2 separate regions of the Homo sapiens genome follow, and region 2 is linked to region 1. Evidence: chromatin loops called from intact Hi-C (ENCODE). Cell type or tissue: MCF 10A. All regions are shown on one strand. Links, peaks and the distances in the headings refer to the core of each region. The heading gives the core; the rest is flanking DNA.

Region 1 (15,540 bases), core at 2,462-10,461:
CAGAGTATCTTCTTTGGTGACTAAAACTGATTTTAAGAATTTAAAGATTCAGGTCAGGCGCAGTGGCTCACACCTGTAATCCTAGCACTTCGGGAGGCCGAGGCGGGCAGATCACTTGAGGTCAGGAGTTTGAGACCAACCTGGCCAACGTGGTGAAACCTCGTCTCTACTAAAAATACAAAAATTAGCCAGGCATGGTGGTGCCCACCTGTAATTCCAGCTACTCAGGAGGCTGAGGCACGAGAATTGCTTGAACTCAGGAGGCGGAGGTTGCAGTGAACCAAGATTGCACCAATGGATGCCAGCCTGGGCAACAGAGCAAGACGCCATCTCAAAAAAAAAAAAAGATTTAAAGAATCAGGCATTCACCTTGATTTCCATCACTTCCAACTATGCAGAATCTACCTGGTTTATGGTAGATTAACAGCAACACAGTGGGAAGAATGGTGCAGAGCTTCAGAATTATATTCAACTGAAAAGAGCCATCCGTAAGATTCACTAATCCACAGCTCTGTCAGGTGTCCTAACAATGTAATATACAACTTAGGGAAGCCATGTGATACCAGTCCTTCCTGAACCCAACCTCATCACACCCTACTTTCAGCTTCTGGTAAATATCTTTTTAAGTGAAATTAAGTTAAACACACATAAAACTATTTAAAAAAAAAACTATGAAAGATGAGAATCCATTCATTGATACACAGACTTTACACACGTCTTCTGTGTGGTCAGCAGAAGTAGTCCCTTTCTGGAGAAAGCACACCATGTGGGGGTGGAGGGTATGGGGACAGTGGGCAACAAGTAAATCCACACAATTACAACAGGAAAGCTTTGATCATGGAGTCACTTACACAGAGCGTGACACAGAATCACAAACACAGAGTACTATACAAGCCCAGGAAAATTCAGGAAGGCTCCTTGGAGGAGGGGTTTTTGAGCCAAGTCTTGTGGAACAGAGAGCAATTATTAAGAAAATTTTAGGTAGTTGTGCACATATAATTAGGCTCTGCCAAGTTAGCAACATTTGCATTTTAGAGCGTTTTCTCCTGGGTTGGGTTTCATAGAATGGGAAAGACTGCTCAATAAAACCTGCTCCTTAGCAGCTCAGCCCAGGGACACTGGAATTTCTCACAAGGTATGATCGGCCGAACAATGACCAACCACCAAGATGTCTATATCCTAATGTCCAGAATGCATGAATACAACAAAAGGGACTCTGCAGCTGTGATCAAGTTGAAGATCTTGAGGTAGACAGATTACCCTGGATTATTCAGGCAGGCCCAATGATGCAACTGGAAGGCTCCTTAAGTGGGAGGCAGGAGGGTCAAAGGTCCAGGAGAAGGAAGCGGAGCTCAAATGCAGTGATGCAGTGAAGAGCCAGCCTCTAGATGCTGGAAGGCCCAAGGAACAGGTTCTCCCCTGGAGCCTACAGAAGGAACCAGTCCTCGGAACACCTTCATTTCAGCCCAGTAACACTGGATTTGAGACTCCCCACCTCCAGACCTATCAGGGAATAGATCTGTGTTACTGTAAACCATTAAGTTCATGTTGATTTTTTACAGCAGCAATAGGAAACTAAAACACAGGACTTGTAGTCATACAAAGAAGAGTTGAATTAAATCGGCAGTGACTTGACCCCACAAACCCAGGGCACCAGGACATGTCAGAGAAGAGAGAAAATGTGACAGCGTTCATTAATGAAGAGTTAAACCTCACCAATAAAATTTAAAGCAGAAGAACGCCAAATGGTTTGACTGGATTATATCACTGAGAATCAGCAATCATCTACAGTGCAGGAAATTAACATGTGAGTGCCCATGATGCACCCAACACCACCCTAGGCTCAACACCTGCATATAACGCATTACTCCAGAGACACCTACACACATGCCCATGTGTGAAAAAGAAAGTAACTAAGTATATACCAAGAGGGCAGAGACTTTTGTCCCATTCATTCACTGCTATATCTTTAGCACCTAGGACGATGCTTGGCACATAGTAGATACTCAATTAATACTTAGTGAATTAATGAACATCTGGAGATAAACCTTGATAATCTATTGGTGAATAACATCTAAGTCATCCAGTAGATAATGTTTCTTCTGAAAGGTTATGTGACCAACCAGACCCTACAGATTTTGAGAAAACATCCTCCTCATAATTGCACTTTGTTTTAGCCATGAAGTCCAATATGCAATAGAAATAGAAAAACAAAAATTTCAGAAAGAATACCAGTGAAATCAGGTTATACGGCAGTATGTTAGCTTCGTGTTCCTACTGTGCTTAAGGGAAGCATTAATTTCCTCAATAATTTTTCTCCTTGGCTTAGTGCTGAAATGGCACAAAATAGGTGGAGGTCTGATTCTGATTTACTATTAATGCCACAAGCATTTCAAGAATAAAATATCTACAAGCAGATTTGGAAGCCCCTTAATTAAATAAAATTTTAGAGGCACTTGAAATATTCCAAAATTAAGAGGTAAAGGGGAAGGCAATGTCATACTCTGACTGATGAGGATGAAGTAAAAGCAGTGGCTAAACTGAGGCAGGTCACACATTTCCAAGAGGACTCTGTGTCAGGTGCGCCTTGATGCTGAGTCCCATTATTCTTTTTTCTTCTGCTAAAAATGGACCCAGGTTGGAATTAAGTAGCTGCAGACCTTGAGCTAATGGCTAATACAAAGGAAAATAAACATCTACCCATTCTTTCAAAGACTTGTTCTCTGAGCATGTACCCTGTGCCAGGCCAGGTGCTGGATCCTGGAGAGAGAAAAGCAATTGTTACTAGTTACTGGACATTTTCTTTGTACCAAGTAGCCATGCTACAAATGGAGGTATGGTCCTATTACTGTCAACCTCATTTGCACAATGAAGAAACTAAGGCTTAGAGAGTTTTCCTAACTCTCCCAAGTTCTTGTGGCTGTGCTTGGCAAAGTAAGAATCTGAATTCAGGTACATGTAACTCCAGGGCCCACATCCTTAGGTACAAATGTCCAAGTGCCTCTGCCCCATAGAGGCCCAGCATCTGAGCTTTGCCAATCACTAAATGCCGTTATAAGGTAAGACCCCAACACTCACATGTACACACACACGGTAGTCTGGGAATGAATCAGGAGACAAAGTTCTCCAGAGAGCTATCTGCCATAGGAACACAAATTGTTTAAAATCTTCTAGAATACTGGTTCTCACACTTTCACATACATCATAATCATCTACAGGGCTTGTTTAAAATCAGGCCCCACCCCTAGAGCTTCTCACTGAGTAAGTCGGGGGTGGGGACCAACATTTGCACTGCTAACAAGTCCCCATGTTATGCTAATGCCACTGATCCAGGAACTACACTTTTGAGAACCACTGATCTATTAATCTGCAACATCACCTCTGTCAGAGCAAGGATTCTTTTTTGTTCACTGTATCTAGAACAATCTACTTGGCACATAATAGGTATTCAGAAAATATTTGCTGAATGAATCAATCTGCTTTGTATTTGAAAAACAGATAACCGGATTTATTAGAATTGTGTGTAAACTAAGTAGATTCTTACTGTGGCCTAGGAAAACATTTCATGATTAAGGGCTTAAGCACCTTAAAGAATACTGTGGCATATCCTTTGGCCTCTCAGAGGCCTTATGTCAACGTATGGGTACTGTTAACACCACCTTTCTCAACCTCGGTGGTATGGCATATTGGAAGGACCATGGAATCAGAGCTTACCCTGCACTTGCTGAATATAGACTCGATATAGCTACTCTATATGGCCAGGTGTCCTGGGATAGGTTCCAAACCTAGTGGATCAGAAATAACATATGAAGGCAAGGCACAGTGGCTCATGCCTGTAATCCTAGCACTTTGGGAGGCCAAGGTGGGCAGATCACTTGAGTCCAGAAGTTCTAGACCAGCCTGGGCAACATGGTGAAACCCCATCTGTACAAAAAAATACAAAAATTAACCAGGTGTGGTGGCAGACACCTGTAGCCCCAGTTACCTGGGAGGCTGAGGTGGGAGGACTGCTTGAACCTGGGGGTCAGAGGTTGCAATGAGCTGAGACTGCACCACTATACTCCAGCCTGGGTGACAGAGTGGGAGGGACCCTGTCTTTAAAAAAACAAAAAGCAGAATGACATATGAAGTGTTCAGCTACATGTCTAGTGAGTAAGAAGTTCTAAGTGGTAGCTATGATTAACTTAATCACAAACATACGTTTGTCAAGGTCATCAGAGAAATCTTGTTCTTCAGCAAACAGTCATTCACTTAAATAATATTCAACAAATATTTACTGAGCATGCCACTGACTGTGGGGCACATGTGGTTCTCTGATGCCACGCTGACTAATAGGTTAAAAACAAAAATCTCCATCCTAAATTTCTTGCCACCCCAAAAAGCTTGTTCTTCTAAAAACCTTTTGAGGAAAAGCCCAAAAGAGCATTCTGGAAGAGCTTAGGGACAAGAATCAACAAGAGTTATGTAAACAGGTGAAGCCAGGTGTTCCTCCTCTCTGAGGAGACACGAAGAGAGTTGAGTCAACAATCCTACTCGCTCTTGGGCCAAGCAGTCGCCACACAAGCGGTTCTCCTCGCCAGGGTGAGTGCATCAGAAGAGAGGCTGCACTGTTCAGGAGCCACAGCAAGGAGGGTCCATCCCCGGCTCTCTCTTAAGTTCTTGGCACAGGGGCAGGCGCTTTCCATGTGCCCTAAGAGCCTGTGTCTGTGTCTTCCTGTCTCCTTACCGGAAAAACTAAAGGCAACACATCTTGTAAAGTGCCCCTCCCTCCCGAAAACACTTCAGTGAAAGTTAGTATCTACTGTGTATATATTTGCATCAAGTTATACCGTTAAGAAAACTAAAATTACGAGTAAAGGAATTAGAGAGCAGAAAGTAACCTTTACAATTTCATAATCCTGTGTTCATTCATAATGTAAAAGACTTAGAAAGGTACCCATTTGGACTCTTGGGAATAGGAAAATCCCAAAACCATAGTTTACTATTTTCAAAGGAGTTTCAATATGGGCAAAAATCAAGAATACTGTTCTTCAGGCTAAGTTTATATCCTGAAATATGCTTCTTGTAAGAAATAATTTTAAAATGTGGAATCTAAAATTAAGCAAAAATAACATACAGTATGTTCAGCTTTGAAATTTGCCGGGACTCAGCCAAGTTTACCATAAACAGAAGGCAGAATTGTCTATTTTTAACTTTACAGCCCTTGGGTGATTAAAATTTTGAGCCATAATAAACAACTTTTTTCTTCTTTGCAACATAATTTCTCATTTGAAATTGCAGTCTTTTTAGTTGTTTAGGAGATATGGATTGAGCACTTCATGTTTTTAAATTCTTTCTTAAATGGAAATTTCTTGCAGAGACTAAATGCATGCATTAGCATGCCAAAAGCACAATTTTTTTTTTTTAAGGAAAGAAAAGGAAAAAAAACTCACTAAGGCCCAAAACTGAATTGCCTTCTCTTCTTTCTATTTTAACTGTTTACCAATTAGCACCTTTGGCCAGCTGCATTTTAGGAGAACATAGTAACAGATCCGCCATTCTGTTCCTGTAAGTAGAATGGCCGCAAACACCTCACCATCACGGGGGCAGATTATTGGGCAATTTGGCATGTTTGCATACCTATTATGTCAGCAGAAACTGTATCTTCCCACCAGGAAAGACAGTTGCATATGCAATAAACCAATAGCCTTTGACATGTCAGTTAATTACATCAGTTAGCCACTATCTCCTGAGCATGATCGCTGTGTTAATGAAACTATTTTGGTGTGGAAATGAAACAGGTCAAGACAAGTAGATCAGGAAATAGAAGGGATTTAGGGTCATATAGAAAGTCAATGTGCTGAGTCACACAGAACTTAACCTTGGCCTTCAGAAAGGATATAAAATTTTTCCCTCTGCTGTGAGTAATGTTAGTATTCCTTTTTCTTGGCATCACTTCGTGCTAAATAGCTCAAAACTCTTTAGAAATTATCAAGTTTAACAGTATTGCCTCCCCTTCAAGGGCTGTTAACAATCGAGTTATTGGAGATAAACCAAAGACCAGTATTATAGGCGCTGACTTTAAAAGACATGGTTTTTTTTCCCCCTGAGTAAAGGGGACCAGTCAAAGATGATGCCCGGTTTCTGGTTTGGACGACAGGGTTAAGAATGGTGACAGCTACTTGTTTTGAAACAAGATGAGCAGATGTATTGGAAAAACAGATCAGATATTGCAAGGAGATGTTAACTTGGGTTTCTGTTGTTTTTTTCATGCTGAGCAGGGGTTTGAGGCTCTAGAGAAGGACTTAACTCCTTCTTCGATCTTGTAGCACATCAGAGACTATCCCACCCCTACTTTCACCAGACACTTAAATATTTAAGCTTGTTACTGAGGTCATTCTAAGAAATCTCTTCTTCAATTTTACAGACATGCCTTCTTCAACTGCCCGTCACATAATATGATTTCCCAATTCATTGGCATCGAGTCTCCATTCTGTTGGCGTTCCTCTTAGCATTCTGTGCCCAAAACTGGGCAAAAAAAAAAAAAAAAAAAAAAACCCAGCTGTGGTTAGACCACAGCCCAACTACAGCACCAGCTTTTTGAATGGCAATGTCACACTGCTGGCCCCTGTTAATCTTGTGGTCACCATACACTCTTGGGTTAGCTGTCAAATTAGGGTTTCTCCACCCTGCTTTTGTATAATGAAGTTTCTAATCCTAAATGCAGGATGCCCCATTCTGAGCCTGTTTGTATTTAACAGAAAATAGGGATTTTCGTCCCATTTTTATCTTACCAATTCACTCCCCAACTGTGCCAGAATGCCCAGAGGTAATAGCCTTTTGGAAGGAGCTTTCCCATGCTACATTCCAGCAGGGTAAAACAATCTGAAAATGTTCTTGCCCCTTTTATCACTGAGTTCTCCATATCCCAGGCTATTTTATAAATAGAATTTTTCCCTACAGAAAATATGTAAAGCCATTGCGAAGAGAAAACTTTTCTACACATAGAAAACATGATAATTTCTCATTAGTTTTGGAACAATACAGGTCTACTCTAAGTTGTTTCTTATTCTGGAGTACAAAATTTGCATTTTATAATGTAAATTGGGACACTGTATACTAGCTTTCTCCTACCCATTGCCTCCCCCCGCCCCCGCCCGCCAAAAAAAAAAAAAATACAGCCAGATATTTACCAACATCCTGGAGGCAGTAAACAATTTCGGTTTTTCTGCAGGCAGTAGCATGGAATGTTGATTGCATTTACTTAGCTATCAGTATGTAACAAGCTGTAGAGCCTTCAGGCCAGGGGTACAGAAAAGTGTAAAGGAAGGAGCTATGTTAAAACAAAATGTATATGGGCCAATTTTCAGTACTTATCTCAGCCTTGCAGCCCTACTGCCTGCCTGTCTCAGGGTCATACAAGGATTTAGAGTTTAGGGGGTGAGTGGTCTCATGGCATTTAACTCTTTGGATATTCCTCTCATCATTTATTGGGTATCATTCGAGTTTGGTGGAGCCCAATGTCTGGATTTCTACCAGGTCATGCATCTGCAGGAAGAGCTATTCTTCCACTGAGTTTTCAAAACATCCTGCTAATTTGACCCATTAGCAGATACCAACTTTTTTTTTTTTTTTTTTTTTTTTGGTAAATTCCCTAAGTATAGAAAACAATGTTATACCTCCGTGGGAGATGGCAGGAAAAATATGCTTAGCCTGATGCTTATCAACTTTAAAACTTAATAGTTCAGCTCATGACATAGTCTTTTAAAGAAGAATGGGAATACATCTGTCGGGGTGTAATTTAGGTAGCAGTGCCTGAAGGCAGGAGGAAAGACAAGATCACTTCCCAATAACTGTACATGTTCATGAACAATGCCACCACAGCAGGCACCAGTGACTCAGAATCGAGACAAGAGAGAATATTATGAAATCTCATAGTTAGGAAATGCTGATCTGTATCAGCTACTAACTCCCCAGACTAGCTTTCGGCAAAGTTACCTTCTTTCTCTACTTTCTGATCCGCAAAATAGATGCCCAGAAATCCCTCGGGTGAAAGATGATCTCTTTGAATAGCACCAACCTGGATTAAGAGTCGGCTACAGGCCCATTTGCTCGGCTGCACCAGCAAGCTGCACGGAGCCCCTCAGCAAAGCCTGCCCGGACCAGTAGCCTAAGATACTTGTACCTCAGTTACCTAATAATGGGATCTACATGGGGAGTTCCGGACTATCCTCTGCATGTTTTTTCCTCCACTTTTATCCTCAGAGTAACCAAATGTGTTAAGAATTATTTCTGTTTTACAGATTAAGAAATCAAGCCCAGAGAGTTTTGTTCTTTTGTTTTGTTTGAGACAGTCTTGCTCTGTTGCCCAGGCTGGAGTGCAGTGACGTGATCTTAGCTCACTGCAACCTCCGCCTCCCGGGTTCAAGCAGTTCTTGTGCTTCAGTCTCCCAAGTAGCTGGGATTACAGGCACCCAGTTAATTTTTGTATTTTTAGCAGAGATGAGGTTTCACCATGTTGGCCAGGCTGGTCTCGATCTCCTGGCTTCAAGTGATCTGCCTACCTCGGCCTCCCAAAGTGCTGGGGTTACAGGCATGAGCCACTGCGCCCAGCCCCAGTGAATTTAAAATGACTAATTCTAGCCAGGCACGGTGGCTCACACCCGTAATAGTAGCACTTTGGGAGGCCGAGGTGGGCGGACGACTTGAGGCCAGGAGTTCGAGACCAGCATGGCCAACATGGTGAAACCATGTCTCTACTAAAGATACAAAAAATTAGTCTGAGTGCAGTAGCACATGCCTGTAATCCCAGCTACTTGGGAGGCTGAGGAGGGAGATTTCTGGAACCCAGGAAGCGGAGGTTGCAGTGAGCTGAGATTGTACCACCGCACTCCAGCCTGGGAAACAGAGTAAGATCTTGTCTCAATAATAAATAAATAAATAAATAAATAAATAAACAAACAAACAAATAAAATGACTAATTCTTTATCAGAAAGTGAGAAACCAGGATTTACCACAAATCTGTCCGGCAACAAAGATTCTTTCTACCTCTAAGGGTGGTGGGGTCAAAGATTCTTTCTACCTCTAAGGGTGGTGGGGTAAAACCACTGTATTTTGAAAATAACTTTGGCCAGAGCAGTGGCTCATGCCTGTAATTCCAATACTTTGGGAAGCTAAGGCAGGAGCATCACTTGAGTCTGGTGGTTTGCAACCAGCCTGGGCAACATGGTGAGACCCTATCTTTACAAAAAATACAAAAATTAGCCCTACGTGGTGGCGTGTGCCTGTAGTCCCAGCTACCTAGGAGGCTGAGGTGGGAGGATCAATTGAGCCTGGGAGGTCAAGGCTGCAGCGAGCCATTATCTCACCAATGTACTCCAGCATGGGTGACAGAGAAAGACCATGTCTCAAAAACAAAAAAGAAAAAAGGAAAGAAAATATTTTTTGTTTTACTAAGAAATTGGAAAAAAATACTCTTGCTCTTGACTTCTCTGAAGGGAAAAGTTACCATAATCACTTTTCTCTTCACTCCATCTAATTTGGCCTCCTTCAATAGAAAAAAAAAAAAAGAGGTGGGAGAGAGAGAGAGAGAGAAAGAAAATGTGCTAACATTAAGAATAGACAGTGTTTAATTTTTACATGCTAATTAATGCATAAACAACATCTATCACAACTGGAAAAGATTTCACAGCTTCCATATTTCTTCTTCCAAACAAGCAAGAGGATCATAATCAACCTTGGCAAATCTCTGCTAAAAGCTAGGCTTAATACTATGGGCAATGAAAACACCTACGCCTGAGGTAGAGAGATTTTAAAGCAGAGGTCTTTAGTGCAGGTTGCCTACCTGGAATCACTAGAGGAGCTTTAAAAAATGCTAACGCCCAGATCCCACTCCAGGTGATTCTAAATGGGCAGCCAAGGTTGAGAACCAGAGTCTGAAAGCAATGGAATGAGGGTTAAAAAAATAACACAAAATAGTTTTATTTAGAACTCACCCAAGGATGAAAAGAGCCAGAAGGGAGAGAGATTACATATCCCCGTAATTTATATGACAAATTTGATCTTACAAGTTATGAACATACCTGCACTAGTTTGCCATCCAACCACCCCCAAGAACTAGGCCAACACTGAGTTCCAGTCCTGACTCTTCTATGCTAAAATGCAATTCACGTAGCCTTTCTGAATCTCTTTTTTCCTTATCTGCAAAATTAGGTCAGTAATAACTACCTTGTGGAGTTGTTATCAATATTAAATGAGATGGTAAGGTATACAGGATGTTTGGCATGCAGCACTTAACAAATGTTTCAACCTACTCTCTCCATTTGGCTACTGTGGGCTTCAAATAATTTGCTTCTTATGTTTGAGTCACCTTTTCTTCCAAAAGCTATAAGTTTCTGTCCGCTAGCATTTTCCCTTAAACTTATCTTGATCCATAAGATTACGCACACAATATTTACATTCATAATCCAATTCTCACATATTTATAGGACAGTTTGCTTGAAACCACTCTTAACTCAGTGGAAGTTCCTTCTAAATATGGGGTACCTATTTCTGAACACCTATTATGTGCCAGGCATTGTACCAAGTGTTCTATACTTACTATTTTAATTTTCTAAAATTCTTATAAAGCCTCTTCAGGAATAGAATTATTTATCTCATTTTATAGATGATGAAATTGGATTTCACAAAGGTGAAGTAATGTGCACCGAAAAAACCCCCCCAAACAAAAAAACTAGTAGGGGAAGTTGCTAGAATTTGAACCCAGGTCTGCCAAAACTTCCAAGTCAGCCCATAATTGTGTCTCCCAGCATATAAAGATCCATAAAATGCTTTGTGCATAGGTGTTAACATGTCAAATTCTGGAAGATTAATAAGTATAGCCTTTATTTTTATATTTAGAACAACATAATAAAATTAATTTCTAAATCAATATTGAAATTCATCCAGTTTCCATGTTTCGCAATTGGTTTTAATTTGCCTCTCATAGGCGTTAGAAAGGCTCCACAGCACCTCCCCCAGCCTTTTTATACTACTCAAGCTTTTTATTAGCCCTAATGTTGATTGCCTTCCCAGGGCATCTACTAGTTTGCGTATAATTTGTCTAATTAAATTTAAAGAAGAGATGTTTCAGGGAGCACCATTTCATCATTTCTTCTTACACTCCATGCTGTGGACTTTAATGAGGACCTAAACCCCATCTTAACTCAGCCTTAGTTTCAGCACAGATGAACTATGCTTGTTAAGACAGTCTTCAGTTGTCAGGAAAAATAGCTTTATTAAGGTCACGGAATGCAGAGAGTTTGATTAAAGCTAATCAAGGAAGAAAGCCAGGCTGTGACACGGTGAATCCAACCTCAGTACAACATGTTTTAACATAACTTAACCTAGCCTATCTGTTAAATGCAGACATAAGTAAGATCAGGTTTCCGAAAAGAATGCATGGACAAATGCAGACATATTACATGATGTAGTATATCTCGTGAGTTCAACTTAAACAATGCTTTCAATAAGCAACATATATTTTAAGCTACATGTATGCGAGCGTAAGCGGAGGGTTCTGATTTTTTTCAATAGCCCTTGCTACTTAAAAAAAGCTGGGGTAGGGGAGACTACATATATTCTTTCAGATTTAAAATGCGTGCTCTATGGATATGTCCAGACAAGGATAAGGATGGCACATAGACGAAACTGTCTTATTAACCTGAAAGTTGGTTTCCTGGTTCAGTAAACCTGGATGACTGTCGTTAGCAAATGTAATGCTAAGGTGGTCAACACTAACAATATTTTGGAAAGTTCTCCTAAGGTGAGGCCTATAATATTGATTTAGGTTTAAGAAAATTCAAATCCCAGCACTTTGTGAGGCTGAGGCAGGAGGACAGCTTGAGCCCAGTAGTTTGAGACCAGCCCACACAACACAGGGAGACCCTGTGTCTACAAATAATTTTTAAAAATTATCCAGGTGTGATGGCACATGCCAGTAGTCCCAGCTACTTGAGAGGCTGACATGGGAGGATTGCTTGAGCTCAAGTTTCAGGCTGCAGTGAGCCATGACTGCGCCACTGCACTCCAGCCTGTGCAACAGAGCAAGACCCTGTCTCAAAAAAGAAAAAAGAAAGTTCAACAATCAACAGTTAGGTAACAAGAAGGCATGATAAAAATTTAGGAACCTAAAGATGTAGGTTACAGTCTTGACGCTAAAGAACCCAGTAGCACGACCTTGCAAAAGATCCTTGGTCTGGGCTACCTGGGCCTCAGTTCTCTTAAAAGCCAAATCAAAGTAGCTGTATTAAATGATCTCTTAAATCTAAAGTTTCCATGTTATTAAAGTTGATTTCCAAATCTAAAGTCTTACAATGCTTTTAAAGTCTGCTGCAGCCTATACACAGTTTTCTTCCTAATTTAAAGCAATGTGTTAATATAAAGAACCTCCATATTATTTGTTTCTTAGATTTAAGAATTCTGATAGAAAAAATAAATGTGGGAAAAGAATGGGTGTAAAGCCTCGAGTTGTTCCAAAAATAAAAAGTAATTGTCCTAATGACGCCATCTTTTCTCTTTGTCAATACCATTCTATTTTCTTTTCAGTTGCTATCTTCTTCTCTTCCAGATGTGCAACTCTGGGACATATTATTATTACAACACATAAGCATATGCATATATACACTTGTTTAAAAAAATTTGTTTTTATTTATGATAATAGAGACAGGGTCTCCCTATGTTGCCCAGGCCTGTCTTGAACTCCTGGACTCAAACAATCCTCCCACCTCAGCCTTTCGATGTGCTGGGATTACAAGCATCAGTAACCTCATCCAGCCTAAAAAGTAAATTATAGCTAATTCTACGACACAGACTTTAGTTTACTATGTTAAAATGCATGATTATCAATCCACCATAATAACAACTAATAAATACTTCAACTTAGTCATCAATCTTAAGAGTGGTCATAACTAAAAGACTCTAAGTCATATGTTATAGCCTGTATAGTTCAAACAGGTAAGAAAGTTCATGAGACATGTAAGCAAGATTTCTGAGTCCCACAGAGTAACATGGACATGAGAAAACAGCAGACCCCGCTTTCCACTACAGCCTGACTCACCACCTTTTACTGATTTACTGGAGGTAATGGAATACAGAGGCTTAGTAAGAACAGAGGAGAGCTGTGCATAATGGGATTTAAATAATCTGATTTTCCTAAGAAAAGAAATTGAGAAGCAAAGAGATAAAGGATTTTCTGTACACACACACACACACACACACACACACACACACACACACACTCACACACACAGTCTGTAAAGCACCCTGTAGTTTCCAAAGCATTTTTGTATCCCTCAGATATCATTTAATCATCAAAAAAACCCACAAAAGGCAAGGAGAGCAGATACTATTATTCCTCTTTTTGTTTTTTGTTTTTGAGACAGAGTCTTGCACCGTCACCCAGGCTGGAGTGCTCACTGTAACCTCTGCCTCCTGGATTCAAGCGATTCTCCTGCCTCAGCCTCCTGAGTAGCTGGGATTACAGGCATGCACCACCACGCCCGGCTAATTTTTGTATTTTTAGTTAGAGAGATGGGGTTTCACCATGTTGGCCAGGCTGGTCTGGATCCACCCCCTCAGCCTCCCAAAGTGCTAGGATTACAGGTGTGAGCCACCGCACCCAGCCCCTATTATTCCTTTAAGAGACAGGGTCTCACTATGTTGCCCAGGCTGGAGTGCAGTGGCTATTCACAGGCACAATCGTAGCCCACTACAGCCTCAAACTCCTGGGCTCAAGTCATCCTTCCACCACAGACTCCTGAATAGCTGGGCTAGTCCCAGTTTTTTATAAAAAACAGAGGAGCAAAGAAGTTATGTGATTTCAGCAACAATATATTCTTGATTAATGGCAGTGATGGAACCAGACTCCAAGTTTTCTGAATTCTAGTCTAATGGTACCCCCACTAGGCAATGCTGTCAATTTACATTCATTTTGTTCACTCAACAAATATTTACTGAGTACCAGTTGTATGTCAGGCACTGTTCTAGACACTGGGAAAACAAAGAGTGAACAAGACTAGTAAGTTCCCTTCCTCATAAAACATTCTAGTGTACATATGCATGTATTTATAATAACTATAGTTTAATATATATGGCTTTTCATACACTTTTCTATACCAGCCAGTTTATGAGACTCATTAAAAATTAAGACCACATATAAATATTTATTATTTTTTAAGAACTGCATTCATTAGGTCAACAGAGAAAAAAAAAAACTCCAGCCACTCCCGCCTCCCTTCCTTCCTCATTCCTCCACACAGCTAGCCTTTTAAAACAATCTAAGTAAACAGCAAAGTAACATCTATTTGAGTTACACATTGGTTCACATGCTGAGAAGAAGAAAAAAAAATGCCTATAAAAGTCTTTAGAAAAAGGAGAGGTTCAAAATTATGGAGAGGGCTTTTTTACAGGATCGTTTTAAGCACACACAGGATCTTAAAGAATGCACATGGACATCTTGTTTGGAAAAAGTTTATTCTTTTTTCCTTCGTCTTTTTAATCTACACAAAGCACAGTCTTAAAAAGCCTGGGTGGGGGGGGCAGTGTCTGCTCCCCATCTCTAGGTCTGTTGCTGAATGAAAGATCGACAGGAAATTAACGCAGTGGTAGGGAGTTGCTTGCCAAGAGTGAACTCTGAAACAAAAGACCCACTATTGTGTAAGAAAATCTGACATCTATACCCTCAGCCATGTTCTAAACTTCGGTAATCCTTTAGTATGATCTATGATTTGTTATAAGTTTTTAACATGTATATCTAAAGTGTTGTGTTACTCCTCATCTTCCAACTCCTCCTGAAAAAGAAACAGATTTTAGTTTCTTTGGTTCTTTTCTTCTTCCATCCCTTTTCTCCTTAATTGTCTTTTTAGCCAGCAACAGAGTTAGTCAATGAATTCAACCAGCTTCCTTCTTTCACCAGCCATGCCAAAAGACACTATCTTTGTGGCTTAAAGGATTTCAACTGCTCCCAAGTTATCTGAACTTATGGTACTTGAGGTTTGTTGTTTTGGACTGATGTTTAAGAAAATGCTCATTTCTTGATCCATGAGTGAACCTGACATGGCGGTATTTCCTCATTTCTAACAGTTTTCATAACATTAATATCGTGAAAAGAATACTGAAACTGATGGTGGAAGTCTGTAATCTAAGAATCTAAAACTAAACCACGTCCTCCTCGGGTGGATCCAGGAAGCATGATCCATTTATGGGATGAAGTTAAAAGGGGAGATTTCTTTTAGTAATGGGAGTGGACAGGCTGGCTTGACGTTCAGTGCTGATCTCTCAGATAACTTTTCTGAGGGATTTTCCTCATTCTTTTTTGACCAAATGACATAACCAAAGCTTAGCATATCTTCAGTGCTAATCTCAACAAGCAAATTGGGTTTACTTCATTTCTACCAATTGGCTTACCTATATATAATTTTTTCTACAGAAGTGTATAAAATTTTGACCTACCAAAACACAATTATGTTCCTCTGCTATTTAAATAGGTGCCAGTAAAGCCAGGAGTAGGAACAAGTCACCAAA
Region 2 (15,540 bases), core at 2,094-10,093, 180 kb before region 1:
CTGCTCTTGTTCCTTTACCAATTGCTTGGAAACCCACTGATGAACTTTGTAAGAAGACAGCAATGAGAAATGAAACCTAAGAAATGATGGAAAAAGTGATATTGCTAACACAACTACTAAGCAAACCTGAGTGAATTAATATTTCATTCTCATGAACACAAACCAAATCTTAAAAATGACTTGCAGGGAAATGACACTAATCTGATTGTTCCACTTTACTGCAAAGTAAGAAAAAAGTGGAAAAGAAAATAAAAAGGTGAGTTTAAGCGATTCCAAATTCAGATATTATTAATATTGAAAGATCCTCCATTGGAAAGCACATTAAACACTCCCAAAAGGTCCCAAGATTTACATTTTGAATAGGGCCTCTCAGAAAAAAAGTGCAAAACATGTGCTTTCATTAAGTATGTCTCAGATAAAAAGCCAGGTTGCACAATGTGCTATCTCTACAATTCTGTACTACTGTTCAGGAGCAATTGTACAGGAGATTGAAATGAGGAGCAGATCCTTTTTCATTTTATATAATATGGCTAAAAAAGTTCATTCACTGAAGTCTTGTTCATTGAATTCCCAATTAGAGCACAGACTTCAATACCTTGGAGTCAGTCATACTCGCAGTGGGGAGAGATTAAACTATATGGGAGAGGTAGAAATATAAAAAGCTAAATTCTTTCATGGGTAGTTAGGAGAAGCAGCTCTCTTTACCTTGATGATATCAGCAGTTATTATGGAAAATGCCATTACATGGGAACTAAATCTCATTTCATGGAGGAACTGAACATCTATCCGCCTTTTAGCAGGCAGGAGAGGAACAAAGTTAAGATTTGAAGAGAGACAGGTAACCTTGAAGAGCTGTTCAGAGGTCAAGGCCAGAGACACCTGGGAACAAACCACACAGGAGGCTGACCACTAAAGAAAGTTTTCAGGTCCAAGAAACAGAGTTAATTTTGCATCTGAGAAGGAAAGTTTATATCCAAGATGGTATTTTTGTTTTCTCTGCTGGAATATCAAGGGGCTGTCAGCTCTAAATGATCAAATCTCGTCTGGTTAAGGGATGTAGGCAAACTGCAATACCCCAGTCATTTCATCAAAAAGAACTCATCTCTATTCTAGTCTTCCTTTGGTAAATAGGGTTCCATCCCTAATAACAAGACAGGCCAATGATTACCAGGCTTCTCCATGCTGGTGTGCCTTGGCCACTTGACGGGAAAAGCTCCCTCCTTCTCACGCTGTTTATATTCCAGAAGGATTTTGGACTGCCTGTGCTGTGCAGGTCTGTGCTAGTCCCTGGGGACACTGCTCTCAGGGAACCTACATTCTCATCCTTCTAAAGAAAAGTTTACCTCATCAACCAGACTCCCTCCTTGGAATTTTAATTTCTCCTTCTGTGAATTCCCCACTGGCTTATGAGCCACCTGTGGGAATGTGGCTCGTTAATCTTCCCTCTCACCCCAACACAGAACATTTTAGGTGTGCTCAGGAGACACTATTCAATTAAGGAGAACTTCTCTGCTTGTCTTACGGCACTTGCCTCTTTCTACCTGACTGGACAGTTATTTGTTTATATGTATTATCTCTGCACTCCTACAACAAACCGGGGAGGGGAGGGTTGGGTCTCATTATCTCACATTGTCCACAGGGCCCAGCATAAGCCTTTATTCTAGGTGTGTAATAAATATTTATTTAGTGATTCAGATGAGTGACTTATGATACTGTTATTTGGTAGTCCTCTAAAGCGTGATGTAAATTTTTGTTAGCTCACCTACAGTGATATTACTTCTGTACTCTTAATTTAGATTATCTTGGAAAACAGTTTTTCCTTTTGAGGAGTCAGGTGCAGGGATGTTTCTGCTGATCCATTAATGCCAAATTTTAAATTTCTGGTCTGATTTCTGACTGTATAGTGACTATTTAAATTGTTCTGCCACTCATTGGTGACATTTGAGATACGGCTTATTTTTAGAATAATTCCTTATAGTTTAAAGAAATGCAAAAATTCAGATATCTAAAAAAGAACACAGGAGCAATAAAAGTACATATATATTCTGTTTGTGAGATTAACCTTTATGATAGTGGAGAAAAATTCACTTGGTAGTGTGCTTATGGTAAACATTAAAAGGTTGACATATGGTGTTGGACTGACAGTAAGGCTGAAACACTTCTATATCTAGAAAGTTGTGCCTGAGAATTTGCAAAATGCAGAAATGTTTGTCAGCTAATAATATGGATGAGGTGTTTTGAGATTCTCAGATGAATACATGGATTGCTTTAAATGCATTTGTAACATGGGTATGATTGTCATTTTGGTTTATCATGACACATTAAGAAATTGTCACCATTATGGAAATAATGTACTCTTAGACCAAAAGAAGAATGGGGCAAAAAGAGGTTTGAGAAGTATGTGTCATGGGACTTACACACTGTTGGCCTTCTTTTGTGGCTCCAAATTTCCCTGTGCTGCTCATTTACTGTTACTCAATACAGACACCTAATCTGTGTTTTTTTGTTTGTTTTTGCCATCATTGCTCACTCAATGATTTCTGCCATAGCCATAGAGACAGAGTCAATATTTAATTTACTGCTTCCATTCAATAAATGTTTACTTAATGTCTATTACATGGCAACCACAATCCTAGGACCTGGGATGCAACAGGTAAAATAACACAAGGTCCTTACTCTTGGGGACTTATGTCCCCAGTCAAGGCAGATATTTACAGCAAGATTTTCAGTAATGTATTTATATAAAATTCATGTTTTTGTAATACCTTTCTAGGAGAACATTAGAAACTAATAAAGACTACTGCAATATCTTCCTGTGATGAGTCTGCTGTTTGTCACACATATACGTGGTTGATAGCCAGAAAGCACACTTTCCAGACTGCCTTACAGTTAGGAGTGGCCACAACCAGAAAGTGAACGCAAGTGATACAATCAACTTCTACCCCCACGTACCTGAAAGGAAATTCTTGCCCTGAACATTGTCTCTACCCCTTTTTATGAGCGAAAACACTTTCTACCATGCAGGCACACACCCGTGGAATAGCAGAGCAGTAAGACAGAAGGAACCTGGGACCCTGAATGACACTGTGGAGTAGAACCATCCTGCCAACTTAGGCTGCTCATCTGGGAATATTAACAGAAAGAAAAATAGATTTCAATATACATTAACTACTGTATGTTTTTGCGTTTTATTGGTTGCTTTGTTATAGTAGCTAAGCACTTACCCTAACCCACATAACTACTAACTTATCCCTTTTGAATCTAACGTGTCACAACTTAGCAGCCCTCAGGCCAATTCCAGTCTACAAACATATTTTGCTAGTACAGTATGTATTATTAATCTGCAAAGGAATGCTTTTAAACTAGACATGAGAAGTTAAGTGACTTGCTTAATGTCACACAGATAGTGGCAAAATTAGGATTAGAACACAGGTATATTTACCACTCTTTATATAATGAATTTTATCCCATTTTAATCCATGATTTTTAGCATCAGAGACTTAATTACCCAGTCTAATCCAAAGGCCTTGTCACATCTTTTCACCAATTCCTGCAGTTAATAAAGGAAGGGTAGCATTTAATTAAACTAAATGTGATTGCCCAATGACTTCATAGAAAGAAAGTTCATGAGTTTTAAGTTCCAAGTGATTGAGCAATTAAAGGACTATGTCTATTAGATATCAAAATATCTAAAAATAAAAGTGAAAAAAGATTTTTACCTATTTGTATCTTTGCAAATATCAGATCCATGGCATCACACAATGAACTGGATATGGAAGGGACCTTAAAGTTCATCTAGTAGTGGAGTAATAATCGTCATGTTGCAACAAAAAAATTGTGGTTAATAAAAAAATGAGGGGTTAAAAAAATCATATTTCCCTGAATATGTCTACCTTCCTATAACTTGTAATTTACCTAGATTTTGTCCTCTGGTATAGGCAGAACAAATGTTGGCTCTCTTTATTTCTACTATCCTTCAAATATCTGAAGACATCTCATCAACCTAATTTTCTCTCTTCCAGGCTAAATATCCTTCCGTCCTTCCTTCCTTCCTTCCTTCCCTTCCTTTCCTTCCTTCCTCCCTCCCTTTCTCTCTCTCGTCATGTCAACAAATTATTTTCCCCATTTCCCCGAAACATTTAGAATTATGCATTTATTAGTCTTAAAAGCTGAAACAGTTGTTTTGCAAGCGGACTCAACTGAAAATTTAGACTTGTACAAGAACAGAGAAACAAAAATAATCTTTAGGGATTATTTTAAAAATTTAAACACTTACTTTAGCACCATTTTAAAAAACAGAGAATTTTGCATCATATTAGAAAAGCTAAGGTCTTCTGTAATTAGCATAGTATCAGTATTTTATAAGCTTAATATTTTAAAATTAATTTTATGGTTTTAATGCACTATAAATTAACATTTTTTAATTAACCCGGTTTTGAATTAAAGAGGTTTTTTAAAAAGCAAACTTATTGTTTTTATGTTCTGCATCAAAGTTTCCTCTAAACTTGGACAGTAACAACTGGTAATTTGCAAATGAATCAAGCTATTTGTAATAGCTTTAGTTTCTGCTTATGAACTTTTACATATACTAGGGAAAAAACAGGGAAATGTATTCCCTGAATACATCAGAAACTGATTATCTTAAGTGAAACAGACATGAAACTGGATCACCTGAGGGCTACCCTGGTTCATGGACGTTAAACAGCAAAAAATCGTAATGGCCCATCTCCCTTTTCTTCCTTTTTAGGTTTTATACACAGGGCTGTGAGACAGACCATTTACAGAGAATCCTGCTTGCTAAACCACCTGAGGACACATGCAATGATAATGAAAGTAGATAGCCAGGGGCCATGTGCTAATTTTAAGATACTCAACACTGATTTTGGTTCACCAAGCATGGAAAGAAAATCCTGGATGGAGTGAAGCAATAATATTTTTTAAAAATCCTTACAATTACTTTTCTAAGACTCCAAATATTAAATGTACTATTATATACGTCTCCAAATATAAAATAAAACTAGCTAATGTTTAGAACCACAAAATGCAAAGAGCTTTCATCTTTTCAAAAGTCATTTTTTGTGTAATTCTTGCTCATTTACCCAGTAATTAGTTATCGATGCCAAAATTCACCATGTTTATTAAATTGTGGAACCTGTATTATTCACTTCTGCAGATACTATGGCAGGCCACAATCATGTGGGTCACAATACTTTGAAGTTTGCTGGCCTAGCACAAAGTATTTTAGAAGTACCAGAAAATTCTTTGTGAAATGTAACAGAATGAATTAGACTGTTCAGGCCATGTCGTGTTAGCACAATGGAGGAACACTTTTAAGACTTTAAAGTCATGTAATGCAATTCTAGGCTGGATTTTTCTTGTTTAAAAAAAAAAAAGAAGTAGAATGGGAGTGGTTGGAAGAGAAAAGGGCCAATATTTGACAACAGAAATCAGCATAACCTTTTAACTGCAGCAGCCATGGGTGACTGCCCTTTGACCTTGGAAGATTATGTGAGATTTCAATGACAACAGCTGGAAGTGAGCATGTGTGAATAGAGAACACAGATCTGAGGCCTGGTATAAAAGACTGCACAATCTCTGCCCAGATCAGAGTGCTGATTAGAAATTGTTTCCTGGTCCTGGCTTAATAGAGTGTGATCATGAAAGTTGGTGTGTGTGTGTGTGTGTGTGTGTGTGTGTGTGTGTGTGTGTGTGTTTAATTCTTCCAGGAAGAAATCATTGGTGGATTTCTTCCATATCCATTCTACTTCTTCAGCCCCTTCAAATCTTCAGGATTTTCATATAAAACAGGCTCCTCTTTCTTCGAATAAAACCTTCGCTCCTTTTTGTAGACAAAATATCTTTAAGTTATAGAGTTCTCTCCTTGAGTTTTAAAATAACCTCTACTGGGGCATTTCACATAGGTTATCATTATTTTTTGTTTAAGGATCTGTCACTCGCAAACAGACAGACACACACAGACACACAGCTTGAATAAGGACTCAGTTAAAGTGGGGATCTTACTTCTCTCATCTTTCTGATTCTACCATTTGTACAATGTATGACATATGGTGGGTACTCAGTATATCTGTGATGAATGAACACAGAAATGAAACATCTATTCTTAATAGTTTTTTCCTTTCATTCTTGAGATGTAATGGAAGATTCCTGCTACTACACAAACATATGTATAATTTCATCTTTTTTTCAACCAGCTTCATATATATTTTACCAATTTTTTAGTGAAGTCTTTAGGTGTAGTTTGCCAAACATAAACACAAGAGAAAGATTAGTAATTACTTCCTTTCCAAGGCAAGGTAACTTAGTCCAGTAGATACAGGCTACCTGGTGAATGTGGTAATTTCCATGCATAAAACCCTCAATGAATTATATTCACTGGGCTGAAGTACATGTACACTGACACAGATGCACTCTCAGATTCCTACACAGGACTCCATACTTGCTGACACTGCTCTGAAACCACCAGAATGATGCCATATGATTACTGAAAGGGCACTGGGTTATGACTCATTTACGTTGTTTTGGTTTTACCATACACTCTATCTTACCTTCTATTACTCTGGATTTTGCTAACTCTTTTAGCTCTGGATTTTGCTAACTACTCTAGTTTCTATATCAAATTAGCTTCGGTAGAAGGTGGCCTTTCCTCTATGCAAATACCTTGAGTCGGGCAAAAACCAACCTGGCTGAACAATAAAGGACAAGGAGAAGAAACTGGCGAAACTGTCTTCCAAATCAGACATGGGTCATCTGCCTCCATCCTTCTATAGCAACTCTAGATGTTATTCCAAACAAGCCACAGGACAGATTGTTTTTTCAGAACAGACCAAATCCATTTGCTGTTTCAAAATTCTATAAACAAAGCATTAAGGAATTCAATTCCCAGAGCAACTATATGGGTGTTGGCTTTAGTTTCATGGGAGCGTCTGCCAAGCTCACATATTTGTAGAACTATTGGTTTAGAGTGTCCTTTGCAGCTCAGAGCAGGAGGGACCATTGCTTGTGATCTCAATTCACTTTAAGGACTGGGTCTTGCTGGTGACAGGTATACATGATAAATGTTCCAGAAGGCTGACCTAATTTCCGTTGAAGTGAGTGTTTTGCTAAGAACATTCCCTCAAAGTGTCAGCTTGCAACCACGGATTCCAACATGCCGGGGTCCATTCTCCTCAGCGACTTATTACCATTGCTTGTAAAACTTCCCTTAAAATGAAGTTAATTTTGACTTATTTATCCACCTTCTCCAGACTTAGTTTTGAACTTAAGTAAGTTATATATCTAATGTAAAATATGTAATTATCAAACATAGTAAGTTTCATAGTTTTTAGTTGTTTGTGATCTGAAAAAAACAAATACTCAGGGCTAAATATGAATCGGGGTGAATTTGCAATGTACTTGTCTTTTCTCTTGTAAAGGGATCTATATGGCAAAATGTTCATTCATCTTTCAAAAATCATATTTCCAAGATATTATTTATTTACAATAAAGTAGGAGGGGCAGTATTACAGAAATTATAATTCCAAAATCCTAAGCCTCAATTTCCACACCTGTAAAATGACACTAATGATTATACTTACTTCATAAGTTTGTCATTAGGAATAATGAAATAGTACACTTAAAATGCTTAGCAAAGAACCTAGAACACAGAATGTGTTCAAAAAATGATAACTGTTATAAATAACAAACATAATCTTTATATCTTAGATCTTCAATCATACAGGGAATTTTTAACAGAAAAAATTAAGAAATAACCACATTCTTTTCACATGGAATGTTAAATAATGCAAGTATTCTTATAAAAGTTGTCTATAAAAATCAAAATGTAGATAATGTAATTTTATTTAAGTGAATTTTTGAGTAAAAAAATTATTTTCTAAAGCTAGTAACAAATTATTAAAAATAAATTCTCTAGAATTTTTTGATTTTTCTACAAAAAGTGAGAAATAACAGTACTTAGTCTCTAAGCTATTTTAAATGTTAGAAATCTAATTCCTAAATATAATCATATTAGTATATATATTTGTGTGTTTATGAAAATAATTGTTTATAATTCCTCAAATATTTTCAAATATAAATCACCATCTCTTCTTTAAATACATATTGAATATCTATAGAGGCCAAGCATTATTCTAGACATAAGGATACAAATTTTGGTCTTATATTTTTGGGATGATGACTACTAATACTCTAGAAATGGACGTTAGGTCAATCTTACTTGCAGGAGATCAAGTTTTATCTACTTTTTCATAAATAATGTACAGAAGTATATAGAGAAAGAATTAAAAATGGCCTCCTTTTTCCAGTTTCACTTTATTTTTTAAAAGACTTTCGTTTGCTGAAAATTCCTGTTGATAACTAAATATGCCATGCTGCCTGCTCTAGGAAACTGAATTTAATTTATTTAATTTAGAAATCTGATTTTATTTTTCAGTATTTTTTTGAAAAAAAGTTATTTAAATTTTTTTAGATGTGAAAGTACTTCAGATGGTATAAAAAGGCATATAAAATAAGCAATTAATATTAACACTAAATGCAGAAATAACTTTTTAAAATAAACTACCCTCTAGTGCAGAGCCTCCACACTTTAGCTCCTTCCGTCAATACAAATGGAGAATCATCAGAAAGCATCATTAAAGAAAGGGTCTTGATTCCTTATAGCTTTAAATCAATGCTGAAAGAATTTGGCCTTTTAGGCAGGAGAATGATCGACACATTTCACTTGACTGACTTTGATCATTGAAGCACTTTATGATCCAGGCCACTTCCTTGATTTTAGGGAACATAACCTTTGACTCACAGAACGTGTTGAGGACATCTCAGACTCGGCTCCAAGTAAGAGCGCTCTTGTTCTTCTCGGAACCACTACAATGTTTCTCATCAGGGTTATCAGCATTCGGAGGGGAATCAGTTCCAGTGTTTAGAACTGCCCTGTCCCCTCAGGATGCTCAGCATCCCTGGCCTGCACCACTGAATGCCAGCAACATCCCCTCCTTGTGAGCACCAAAAATGCCCTCACACATTTTTGAATACCCTTAAGGAGAGCCATATGGTCCCTGGAGGAAAATACCCTCCAGTGTATAAACACTGCCTTAAGACCTCAGCAGGTATTTAGTACTATGTGATCTTGCCACTGTTGAGCTGTCTGACTTATATTCTCTGTAATTAGAATATAAACTCTTATAAGGTCAGGGACTGATTATTACAATTCTTTTGAAATGCCCCTTCTTCCTCAGCCATACCCTCTACTCCTCACCCTTACCCAAGTATCTAACTCAGATTTTATAGTGAGAACTTGATTTTAAAAACTGTTATATCTAAACTACTATCTTTGGTTGAGGGGGGTTGGGAGGAGACTCTCAGACATGTGGTCTATAAATATAAACTCGACAATTTGGACTTTCTGGAAGAATCTTGATTTTGAAGATTGGCTTATCAGTCCGTATGTGGACGAGAGAGTACATTGGCCAAGCCTCCCTGATCTCCTTTTGTTGTTGCTGAGAAGGTGTGTTCACTGCACTAAAGCTCTCAGGAACATTCAGACAGCATCTTATTTGTTCACGACAGCATCATTGTACCTAAAAGTCCACAGACTCTATGGAAATACGAAATAACATGTAAAAATTGAAAATAAATATGCATTCTGTTCTCTGCTCTCAACTCAAGGATGCAGGTGAACTAAAAAGACACAGCACCAAAATGACCCGTCCTTATTGCTAAAACCAAATGAACACAACCCTGAAAATATACAGGAAACAAAATTAAGCAACAACAGGCTACATAATGTCAACCAACCATGAATTCCAATGAGTGCCTTTGTTTCAACTGCTTGTTCAGAAGTAGGGCAGCTCCTCCAGCTCTAATATTTTTCCCTCTAATCATTCTGATACTTTATTGAATATCTGTCATTTTTACAAAATTAAGAGCCAATGGCTGCTACCCAGTACCAGGTTGCATGGAAGTCCTTCTGCTTTGCGATTACCAAAGAATACTCCCTTAGTTAAATTCCTACCTCTAACATCAGAAAATCGATCAAATCTCCCAAGGTTGCAGCGTAGTCACAGACCAGATGCAAAGTACCATGTTTATGCATGTATACACAAACATATATGTATGCGAGTTCAATTTCATTTACTCCCTCGAAAACCCACACAGAGAAAAGCACTTTCTTGTCAGATGTTAACTGTCAGGGGCACTTGAAATATTTTTCACTACCGTAGGCATTTCTGACCCTCAGTGTCACCATTAGCAACAATGCCATAAGGGACATGATTTGTAGCTAATTTGAACATGGAGCCCTTCTGGCCACAGCTGGTGAAGCCAATAGCATTCTGCTCTCTTATACAGTAAATCGTTAGAAAAAGAGTCAGTAAGCTCAATGGCTAATTTCTGATGTTCCAACTACCATTAAAAGGGTTAGAGAGAAGCTAAATGTAGTGTTTTTTTTTGTTTCAGGTGCTTTAATTATAAACCTAAAATGTTTCTCTACAGCCTGATTTATTCATTCAACAAATATCTATTGATGCCAACCTATAAACAAATACGAACAGTGAACTCAGAACATATATCAAAATATTTCGTGTCATCAAGGGCTCACAGATTAGTCAAAACTTCTTTCAAAGAACAGCTAGTGGGGAAGGCTTGATTCACACCAGGAAGATCCAGTTCAAATGTCACCACCTTCTGATATCATTTCTGTATCCTTAGAGCATCACAGGTCGCTGCAATGTAGGCCTCAATAAATACTGATGACTGCTTGAGAGGAGATGAAAGTGCAAGTCAAATTTATGGGGGGCAACAAGGATAACCCTATGGATAGGAAGTCAAGTGTATATGTTGGAGGCAGAGTATAAAGTGAGTACCATTGTCAGACAGAGGTTTGAAGAGATGATAGAGCCAAAATTTGGAAGGTTTCAAGTAATTTTGAGAGTATTCTGTAAGTAATAATCAGGTGGAATCATAATTTAGTGCATTATCATTATTAGAGGAATATTTTTCTTATAGCTTATTATTTACTTTTATAAGTCAGACATGGGTTTCACTCAATTACTAGCTTTGTGACCTTAAGCAAGTTAATTAAACTTTCAATAATTTACCCAAGAAACCTTTGTTGAATATCTTCTCTGCTTCAGGTACTATGGTAGGCATTAGAGTGTACCTCTTTGACCTTCAGGTCCTTGCAGTCCAGTAGGGGAGGCAGGCCAACAGAGGAAGCATTACAATACAATGTGGTAAGGGCTCTGGTAGTGGAAGCAGGCTCTGAGGGCACAGAGGGGGGCATTAAACTAGTGAAAGGGCTAGGGAAGGCTTTGTGGAAGCAGTGATGGCCTATACAAGTCATCAAAGACCAGCAGGATTAGTGACGTGAAGTGCAGGAAAGTGACACAGTTTTTTTGTGGTTGTAAGAATAACAATAACAATAAAGTGATACGAGCTAATATTTACTGAGTGCTCACTGCATGCCAGATATTCTCCTCAGCTTTGCCATGTGTTATTTCCTGTAATTTTCAAAGTGTTATGAGGTAGGTGCTATTACATATTATAATTTCATTTTACAGATAAAGCACAGTCTAAGGTCACACAGACAGTAACTGGTAGAGTCGGGATTTCAACTGAAGCAATGTAATTAACTAAGGCACTGTTCCCTAATTGCACGAGTAAGAACACCTACTCCAGAGGCGGAAGCACTTAGAACAGGTTTGGAAGATGATGATGGATTATAACCATTATTGTAATCAATGTGTACATACAAATTCCTGATGTGCACATCTAAGTACCATAGATTTTTTTTTCTCACCAAATGATGGACTCAGTAGATTTTACCCAAACCAAAACTCCAGCTTTACAGTCCAGGGAAAGTGTCTGATAGAGTGTGGATGTTGCTCCCTCTAAATCTCATGTTGAACTGTAATCCCCAATATTGGAAGTGTGGCCTGGTGGGAGGTGATTGAATCATGGGGGCAGATTTCTCATGAATGAAACAGTGCCATATTCTTGGTGTTGTCCTCAGGATAGTGAGTTCTTGCAAGATCTGGTTGTAAAGTGTGTGTCACCTCCCCAACCCCTTCTCTTTCTTGCTCCCGCTCCTGCCATGTGACCTGTCTGCTCCTGCGTCACCCTCTGCCATGAGTGAAAGCTCCCTGAGGCCTTCCCAGAAGCCCAGCAGATGCCTGCAGCATGCTCCCTGCACAGCCCACAGACCAGTGAGCCAATTAAACCTTTTTTCTTTATAAATTACCCAGCCTCAGATATTCCTTTATAGCAAAGCAAGAATGGTCTAATAGTGTGGTTCATCAAACAACCTGGTGGGAAGGTTGTTTCTTCCTTATCAATACCACTGAAGCCATTCTCTCTGAATACAATTTGTCACCGCTAACACACTTCCCCTCTACTTCTTCCCTCTGGGCTCTATCCTTGCCCTACTACTATCCTTGACTTGGCCTATCTTTGCCTACTACTTAATTTACTATATTTCTGTTCATATGTGCAAGGATAAAGCGACACCAAATTAATAGTAAAAGGTGGGAAAGAACAAATTAAAAGTAATATAAATTAAAAGTAAAAGGTGTGGGACAGAATTACTAAAAAGTATTTTTTTGTTTTGGTTTGATTTTTTTTTAACATCTAATGAGATTCTGAATAGAATAACCCTTATTGTAAAGAAGTCCTAATTTGAAGTTGGGCATGGTGGCTCACACCTGTAATCCCAGCACTTTGGAAGGCTGAGGCAGGAGGATCACTTGAGCCCAGGAGTTTGAGACCAGCCTGAGCAATATAACAAACCCCATCTCTAAAAAATAAAAAAATAAAAAATACAAACAATTAGCTAGGCATGGTGGCATGCACCTGTAGTCCCAGCTACTCAGAAGGATCACCTGAGCCTGGGAAGTTGAGGCTGCAGTGAGCCATGATCGTGCCACTTCACTCCAGCCTGGGTGACCACGTTGTCTAATCCTGTCTCAAAAAAAAAAAAAAGTCTTAATTTGAATTTTTTTCCAAGTCACAACATTGGGGAGAAGGTCAGCAGTGAATTATAGAATGTCACTAAAAACCACAATTTAGGAGCTCACCTGGTTTTACCAATCATGTTAGACAATACAGAATTCTAATAAAGAAAAACCCTGGAGCAATGTTGTTATCTGTGTTTTTACCTGAGGGCCCCTTGGGCATGTGGACACTGCACTTACAAAGGTTTCACATGGACAAAACATGAGGGAGAGTACAAATCTCTTGCTTGGCAATGGTTTACCTCCATGAACTCTACTTCCCACACCCAAAGAGCAGGCCAACTGTGCTGCAACTGTGCACTCACAAGTCTACATAGGCAGGCTTATCATTACAGGCATATAAGCTTGCCTGTGATATAGAGTGCAGGTGTTACTGCACAGAATAGCTAACATATGGCTCCCCACACTTTGGTGGCAGCCAACCCCGATGAAATAACACAGTCTCCAGCACAGTTCCCAGTAAAGGCCACGGGAGAGGAATGCAATGGGCACCATTTCCTAATACTCCTGATGTTATTTCTAGGAGCCTATGACTGCAAAGGTGATTCCAAAGGGCTCTTCACCACTGGTGGAGGTGCTTCAAGCCTCCAAAGGGTGGGTGGATTATTTTATAATACTGAAATTCTTAAGAGCTTACAGAATACTCAAACATTAACGGTTAAGACTATACAGCCCATTAATTTGAAGATCATTCCATAATGTGTTTACTAAATGGATTAGTGAATTATTGGTGCCACAACATATAGAAATTTTGTTTATTAAATGGAATTCAATATGTTAGTTCTTCTTTTATCTTAATTTGATGATTGTCAGTTGGGGTGATTTGCCCCCAGGTGACATTTGGCAATGTCTGGATACATTTCTGGTTGTTACTACTGGGGAATGCTCCTGCCATTTGGTGAGTAGAGGCCATGGGTGCTGCTAACATCCTACAACGCACAGGACAGTGACCCACACATAGGACAATGCACGTGACAGAACACCAAAGTATCCTGCCCAAAATGTCAATGGTGCTGAGGCTGAGAAACCTTGACCTTATTTTTACTGAACTCCCTACAGTATGTTTTTTTTGTTTGTTTTTTGTTTTTTTGAGACGGAGTTTCACTTTTGTTGCCCAGGCTGGAGTGCAATGTCGCGATCTCGGCTCACCGCAACCTCCACCTCCCGGGTTCAAGCGATTCTCCTGCCTCAGCCTCTCGAGTAGCTGGGACTATAGGCATGTGCCACCAAACCCGGATAATTTTGTATTTTTAGTAGAGATGGGGTTTCTCCATGTTGGTCAGGCTGGTCTCGAACTTCCGACCTCAGCTGATCTGCCTGCCTTGGCCTCCCAAAGTGTTGGGATTATAGGCGTGAGCCACTGCACCTGGCCTACAGTATGTGTTTTTTTAAAATTACTTTCAGAAAACGCGATGCAATACTAACTAAATACCTACTATTCATTAGTTCATTTCCCTAAAACACACCAAGGGCCTACTATGTTCCAGGACTGTGTCAGTACTGGGGATACAGAGATAAAGACTGGGACCTGCCCATCAGGAGCTTGCACAGGTGAGTAAGAGTGGAAAGAGCACACAGTGGGCTCACCACCCAGGTGGAGTCACATGTGTGCCAGGGGCAACAAAAGCGCAGAGCAAGTGGCATCTAAGTAAGGCCTCTCAGAGAGGATATACAGGAAATTCAGAGGAAGGAAGGAAGGAAGGAAGGAAGGAAGGAAAAGAGGGAGAAGCAGGAGGAGGGGATGAGAGGGGAGGGGAAGGAGGAAGAAAGGAAAAGAGAAAAGAAAGAAGGCAAGTGGCACGTTTGGTTTGTGATGGCTGGAGCTGGGACTTCTGGGAACACTGATGAGGCTGAAGAACCAGGCAGGCCTTTCTTAACTGGGACGTGACTGGCATTTGGGGAAAGTTAATTCTTTCTTAGGCAGGTCTATCCAGAGCATTACGAGACATTTAAGATCCCTCACTGCCCTCTTCCTTTTCCCCCCATACACTAAATGGCAGAAGGTGCTTCCTCCCCAGGCATTTTGACAAGCGAGGGAGAGCCTCTACTTGTCCAAGTACCCCATAAGCACCAGCATCGCCTCCTCACTGGAGCTTGGGTAAAGTGCTGAAGAGTTCCTGAAGAGTAGTAAGCTTCCAGTAATGTGATCAGATGGAAGATAACATGGCAGTTCTCACTGGGAAGAGAGTTGAGCCCCTTTATCTCCAGTGGTCTTTTCCTACTGCTGTGTCTTATCCTTGTTGCAACAGACTTGTTAAAGTTTGATATCACATATACACAGCAGAAAATGTGGCCATCGGCCCAGCACACTAAAGAGATTTTCAAAACACAAAGAAACATTGAATTGATTAACATTTCACCTGAGATACATCTTAACTGAGCAACTCCAACTGGGTCTTACTTTGTAAATTATCTCTACCATGGTAAAACACTCTAGGTATTCTTACATATTCAAAGCAAATGGCTTTAAAAACAGACTTCCATTTTATTAAAAAGTTAAAAGAGAAGCAACTGCTTT

The links. Hi-C counts contacts between places; a loop is a spot of excess contacts. Peaks named below come from ENCODE experiments on the same cell type or tissue, not always from the same donor. Only the 100,000 strongest peaks of a DNase experiment are listed, where the experiment ranks them.
Region 2: a loop joins it to region 1, with 4 times the contacts of the local background. A loop is called at or near these places in 2 of 110 quality-filtered maps.

Annotation. Positions count from the first base shown.
Region 1 is chr1:61,131,962-61,147,501 of GRCh38, reverse strand. All of the region lies in intron 2 of NFIA (nuclear factor I A), which reads right to left. Among named protein-coding and RNA genes, the nearest start is that of NFIA, 57 kb to the right of the region's middle. RefSeq lists a cis regulatory region at 5,838-5,848 and an enhancer at 5,771-5,915. In MCF 10A, for the core only: no CTCF peak of the experiment used is centred there; DNase peaks (open chromatin) are centred at 5,711, 6,471 and 7,931.
Region 2 is chr1:61,309,964-61,325,503 of GRCh38, reverse strand. All of the region lies in intron 3 of NFIA (nuclear factor I A), which reads right to left. Among named protein-coding and RNA genes, the nearest start is that of NFIA-AS1, 64 kb to the right of the region's middle. In MCF 10A, for the core only: no CTCF peak of the experiment used is centred there; DNase peaks (open chromatin) are centred at 6,493 and 7,003.